Linked DNA regions of Homo sapiens: region 2 is linked to region 1. Evidence: read pairs that join two places in POLR2A ChIA-PET (ENCODE). Cell type or tissue: Caco-2. All regions are shown on one strand. Links, peaks and the distances in the headings refer to the core of each region. The heading gives the core; the rest is flanking DNA. Region 1 overlaps SIPA1L3 (signal induced proliferation associated 1 like 3). Region 2 overlaps CATSPERG (catsper channel auxiliary subunit gamma).

Region 1 (2,905 bases), core at 92-2,591:
AGATTACAACACATTCCTCCTGGGGGCAGAAGATTTATTGTGCAGTGATGTGCAAACTCATTCATTCATTCCATTGTTAACTTCTTCATTCAGCAAATATTTACTGAACATCACATATGCTTCCAGTGCCGGGGACGGAGCCCGATAAGGTCTGTCCTCCTGGAGTTCATTGTTTAGGTTGGGGGACACAGTCAAGGAAGAAGTAAACAGATTAATAAGATAATTCCAGATGGGGATGAATAATGCTGTGGAGTCAGGAAAGCAGAATGGCGAGAGAGACACGCCTGGAAGTAGAAGGGATTGTGGGAGGCTGGAAAACTGGGGTCGTTGGGGGAGAGCCTCCTCGGGGTGGTGACATGCCAGCTGAGAGTGGAGTGGTATGCAAAGGTGCCAGCCTTGTGAAAGATCAGGGAAGAGCTTTCCCAGCAGAGGGAACAGCAGGTGCAAAGGCGCTGAGGCTGGAATGAGTTTGACGTGTGAAGGAGTGTGGGGTGGGGGTGGGAAGGAGGGGGAGGGCAGGAGACGGGGGTGGCGGGGGAGCCTGGTGAGGGTGTGGGTTTGATTCAGAGTGTCCTCCCATGCCCTCTGGCTACGGCGTGGAGCATAGATTGAAGGTGGGAGTGGAAGTAGGGCAGTGAGGGGCAGCCTGTTTTGCAGTGAGGAGAGAAGTAGAGTCCCGGATGAGAGTGGTGGCAATGGGGACAAGAAGTGGGTGGCCCAACAGAACTTGTTTAGGGATTGGTCATGCTGGGTGGTGAGTGGGTTGAAAGGTTTACCAGCGGGTTCAGGCTTTGGTCTGCAGGATTTTGTGGTAGTAAGGATAGCCCCAGTCCCCTTTAACATGGGCTGAGGTTTTCTTTCAATTTTTGTATTTTTAGTAGAGACAGGTTTTCCAGGCTGGTCTGGAATCCTGGCCTCAAGTGATCCTTCTGCCTCGGCCTCCCAAAGTGCTGGGATTAGATGCGTGAGCCACACCCAGCCTCTTTCTCTCTCTCTCTCTCTCTCTCTTTTTTTTTTTTTTTTTTTTGTAGAGACAGGGTCTTGCTGCATTGCCCAAGCTGGTATCAAACTCCTGGCACCAGGTGATCCTCCTGCCTTGGCCTCCCAAAGTTGCTGGGATTCTAGGCGTGAGTCACTCTGCCTGGCCAAGAGCTGAGGTTTTCTACTACACACATCTCGTCTAGCCCTCATATGGTAGACTCTTAATGCCCATTTCAACCCCGAAGAAACTGAGGCCCAGAGAAGTGAAGTCCTTAATCCTTGTCACATAGGCTGTTGGGGCTGGATTGGAACGTGGATAGCCCCACCCACAGTCCGACCACGCTCTCTTCTTCTCCCTCACTCCAACTACAGCTGTTAATTCATGGTATTGACACAGCCTGTGTCCAGGAGGAGCCAAATGTCAGTGTCATACATTTCTGAAGTCAAGAGGGGATCAAATCCACATCAGTGGCCTTTTCACCATTCCCACTAACCTGGATTCCAACACACCTTTTATGACAGTAATTATTACAGGGCAGAAAACGGGGACTTTCGATTGCTGACCACTTTACACGAGGCCCAGATAAGGTGTGCATCTAGGCCCTGGACTTTGAGCCCTGAGCCTGCTTAACTGATTGGGCTGAAAGTGTTCTCACCCATCAAATCCTCCTTATCACCTTCTCCAGAACTCCAGCTGTAAAGGGAGCTCACCACTCACAGGGTGTGTGTTGTATGTGACACCTCAGCCAGCCAAATGGCTTTACTTGGTGTCCTCTCAGAAGAGGTGTGACCTCCTTCTCTTAGCGTGGTCTCCTGTGGAAAGTCATGTTGAGTTTGGTGCTGCCTCTGCTTGCGTTTAGGCCTCTTGACAAGGATTGTATGTTGATCAATTTTTTAAAAGTGTTTTTAAAAAATCTTTACTGCTTTAAAATGTACAGAAGCCACACGCTGGCTGTAACCCGTTCCAACAGCAGAGCAGTATGTAGAGAAAGCATGGGCCGGACACGCCTGTAATCCCAGCACTTTGGGAAGCCTAGGTGGGCGGATCACCTGAGGTCAGGAGTTCGAGACCAGCCTGGCCAACATGGCGAAACCGCATCTCTACTAAAAATAAAAAAAATTAGCCAGGTGCAGAGGCATGCGCCTGTAATCCCAGCTACTTGGGAGGCTGAGACAGGAGAATCGCTTGAACCCAGGAGGTGGAGGTTGCAGTGAGCTGAGATCGCACCACTGCACTCCAGCCTGGGTGACAGAGTGAGACTCCGTCTCAAAAAAAAAAAAAAAGCATGAAGATCTGCTTCATTGTCTTGACCTAGTGGCCTGGCTTTGCCCCCAGGTCCTGCCCAGATGCATATTAAGTGCACACTTCCAGGTCTTGGTCTGTGCAGTGGATTGTTTGTTAAGAGCCAGGGTGCCTGGGTTCAAGTCCTAGTATTGCTGTGTACTGACTGTGTGAACTTGGGCCTTTACTTAATCTCCCTGTGCCTTGATTTCTCCATCTTTAAAATGATGGTGATGATCCCAACCTCATAGGCTTTTAAGGATTTACCCTGTTAATGTATTAATATGTAAAAGAATAGTGCCTAGCATGTTTGTTAAGTACAGGTGATCCTTGATGGGGTTATGTTCTGATGCACCTGTTATACGCTGAAATTACCCTTAAGTCAAAAGTGCATTCACACCTGTCATCCCAGCACTTTGGGAGGCTGAGGCGGGCAGATCACTTGAGGTCAGGAGTTCGAGACCAGCCTGGCCAACATGGTGAAACCCCATCTCTACTAAAAGTACTAAATTAGCCGGGCGTGGTGGCAGGTCCCTCTAATCCCAGCTACTCGGGAGGCTGAGCCAGGAGAATCACTTGAGCCCTGGAGGCGGAGGTTGGAGTAAGCCGAGGTTGTTGCCACTGCACTCCAGCCTGGGTGAT
Region 2 (2,905 bases), core at 89-2,588, 420 kb after region 1:
GTGCCTTAGAGCCAGCAGCCTTTCCCCCTTGCCACTGCCCAGGGGCTACTTGATGCTCTCCTTCATCGACTTCTGCCCCTTCTCGGTGATGCGCCTGCGGAGCCTGCCCAGTCCGCAGAGATACACGCGCCAGGAGCGCTACCGGGCGCGGCCGCCGCGCGTCCTGGAGCGCTCGGGCTTCCACAACGAGAACTCGCTCGCCATCTACCAGGGCCTGGTCTACTACCTGCTGTGGCTGCACTCCGTGTACGACAAGGTGGGCGTCCGGCGGCGGGCGGGCAGGCCTGAGACGGGACTGGGGCAGCCGGGAGCTGGCTTAGAGGGCGAGGCCTGTGGAGCGGAGCGCAGCGGGATTGGAGAACAGGACTGGTGGTGGGTGGGCGGGGGACCTGGGGGCGGGGCCTGGCTTGAGCAGGACTTCCAGGGGAAGGCGTTGGGGGTGTGGCCGGGTTGAAAGCAGGGTTTGGGGATGGGCTGGGGTGTGTATCTTCTGCTCTGGGTTGGGGGCTGGCTTTGAGGCTAGGAGGTGGTCTGGGGATGCCGCTTGCCTGGAGGCTCTCGCCCCGCTGCCCAATCCCTTCACGGTGCCGGGCGATCCCTGCAGCCGTACGCGGACCCGGTGCACGACCCCACCTGGCGCTGGTGGGCGAACAACAAACAAGACCAGGTAGGCGGAGCGGATTGGGAGCCGGGAAAGGGGCGGCGCCCGGACACCCCTCACCGTGCCCCACCCCCGGCGCTGACTCTGCCCCGCGCATCCGGTACCCCAGGATTACTACTTCTTCTTGGCGAGCAATTGGCGAAGCGCGGGCGGCGTGTCCATAGAAATGGACAGCTACGAAAAGATCTACAACCTCGAGTCCGCGTACGAGCTGCCGGAGCGCATTTTCCTGGACAAGGGCACTGAGTACAGCTTCGCCATCTTCCTGTCGGCGCAGGGCCACTCGTTCCGGACGCAGTCAGAACTCGGTCTGCGCGGGACCAGAGTGGAGCCCGAAGGGCGGGGCGAGGGCTACCAGAATCTGGGAGCCTGGGGGGCGGGGACACCATCGGAGGGGCGGGGCCTGTCTGTGAGGGAGGCCTTAACCCCGTTTACTGCCCGGAGCAGGCACCGCCTTCCAGCTGCATAGCCAGGTGGACGTGGGCGTGGTGCTGGCCGACCCCGGCTGCATCGAGGCCTCGGTGAAGCAGGAGGTCCTGATTAATCGCAACTCGGTGCTATTTTCGGTGAGGCCCCCCGGGGAGTTGGGATCAAGGGAGGTTTTGTTTTTTTTTTTTTTTTTTTTTTTTGGAGACAGGGTCTTGCTCTGTCGCTCAGGCTGGAGTGCCAGTGGAGCGATCACTGCATTCTTGGCCTCCTGGGCTCAAGCGATCCTCCTCCCTCAACCTCCTGAGTAGCTGGGACTGCAGGCACGCACCACAGTGCCCAGTGAACTTTTTGTTTTTCTTTTGAGACGGAGTCTTGCTCAGTCGCCCAGGCTGGAGTGCAATGGCACGATCTCGGCTCACTGTAACCTCTGCCTCCCAGATTCAACCGAGTCTCCTGCCTCAGCCTCCCTAGTAGCTGAGATTACAGGTGCATGCCACTACACCCAGCTAATTTTTTGTATTATTAGTAGCGATGGGGTTTTACCATGTTGGCCAGGCTAGTCTTGAACTCCTGACCTCAAATAATCTGCCCACTTTGGCCTCCCAAAGTGCTGGGATTACAAGCGTGAGCCACTGCACCCAGCCTTAACTTTTTATTTTTTGTAGAGACGGGGGTCTCCCTATGTTGCCCAGGCTGGCCTCGAATTCCTGGACTCAAGAGATCCTCATGCCTCGGCGTGAGGTGTGAGGTGTGAGGCATGAACCACCCTGTGCTTGGCCCCGTTAGCCTATTCCTTTTTTTTTTTTTTTTTTTTATTGATCATTCTTGGGTGTTTCTAGGACAATAGTGGAGGGAAGGTCAGCAGATAAACAAGTGAACAAAGGTCTCTGGTTTTCCTAGGCAGAGGACCCTGGGGCCTTCCGCAGTGTTTGTGTCCCTGGGTACTTGAGATTAGGGAGTGGTGATGACTCTTAACGAGCATGCTGCCTTCAAGCATCTGTTTAACAAAGCACATCTTGCACCGCCCTTAATCCATTTAACCCTGAGTGGACACAGCACATGTTTCAGAGAGCACAGGGTTGGGGGTAAGGTCACAGATCAACAGGATCCCAAGGCAGAAGAATTTTTCCCAGTACAAAACAAAATGAAAAGTCTCCCATGTCTACTTCTTTCTACACAGACACGGCAACCATCCGATTTCTCAATCTTTTCCCCACCCTTCCCCGCTTTCCACTCCACAAAACCGCCATTGTCATCATGGCCCGTTCTCAATGAGCTGTTGGGCATACCTCCCAGACGGGGTGGTGGCCGGGCAGAGGGGCTCCCCACTTCCCAGCAGGGGCGGCCGGGCAGAGGTGCCCCTCACCTCCCGGACGGGGCAGCTGGCCGGGCGGGGGGCTGACCCCCCCACCTCCCTCCCGGACGGGGCGGCTGGCCTGGCGGGGGCTGACCCCCACCTCCCTCCAGGACGGGGTGGCTGCCGGGCGGAGACGCTCCTCACTTCCCAGACAGGGTGGCTGCCGGGCGGAGGGGCTCCTCATTTCTCAGACGGGGCGGTTGCCAGGCGGAGGGTCTCCTCACTTCTCAGACAGGGCGGCTGGGCAGAGACGCTCCTCACCTCCCAGATGGGGTCGCGACCGGACAGAGGCGCTCCTCACATCCCAGACGGGGCAGCGGGGCAGAGGCACTCCCCACATCTCAGACGATGGGCGGCCGGGCAGAGACGCTCCTCACTTTCCAGAGTGGGCAGCCAGGCAGAGGGGCTCCTCACGTCCCAGACGATGGGCAGCCAGGCAGAGACACTCCTCACTTCCC

What was found. Peaks named below come from ENCODE experiments on the same cell type or tissue, not always from the same donor. Only the 100,000 strongest peaks of a DNase experiment are listed, where the experiment ranks them.
Region 2: POLR2A ChIA-PET joins it to region 1 with 6 read pairs; 3 of 35 experiments call an interaction of 5 or more read pairs at or near these places.

Annotation. Positions count from the first base shown.
Region 1 is chr19:37,942,028-37,944,932 of GRCh38, forward strand. All of the region lies in intron 1 of SIPA1L3 (signal induced proliferation associated 1 like 3), which reads left to right. Among named protein-coding and RNA genes, the nearest start is that of SIPA1L3, 36 kb to the left of the region's middle. In Caco-2, for the core only: no CTCF peak of the experiment used is centred there; a DNase peak (open chromatin) is centred at 1,594.
Region 2 is chr19:38,361,606-38,364,510 of GRCh38, forward strand. It overlaps CATSPERG (catsper channel auxiliary subunit gamma), which reads left to right. Exons shown (of 29, transcript NM_021185.5): 17 at 43-256; 18 at 605-667; 19 at 771-969; 20 at 1,109-1,227. Among named protein-coding and RNA genes, the nearest start is that of PSMD8, 12 kb to the right of the region's middle. RefSeq lists an enhancer at 380-1,321 and a silencer at 1,054-1,133. In Caco-2, for the core only: a CTCF peak has its summit at 202; DNase peaks (open chromatin) are centred at 406 and 1,046; H3K4me3 peaks cover 1,551 bases.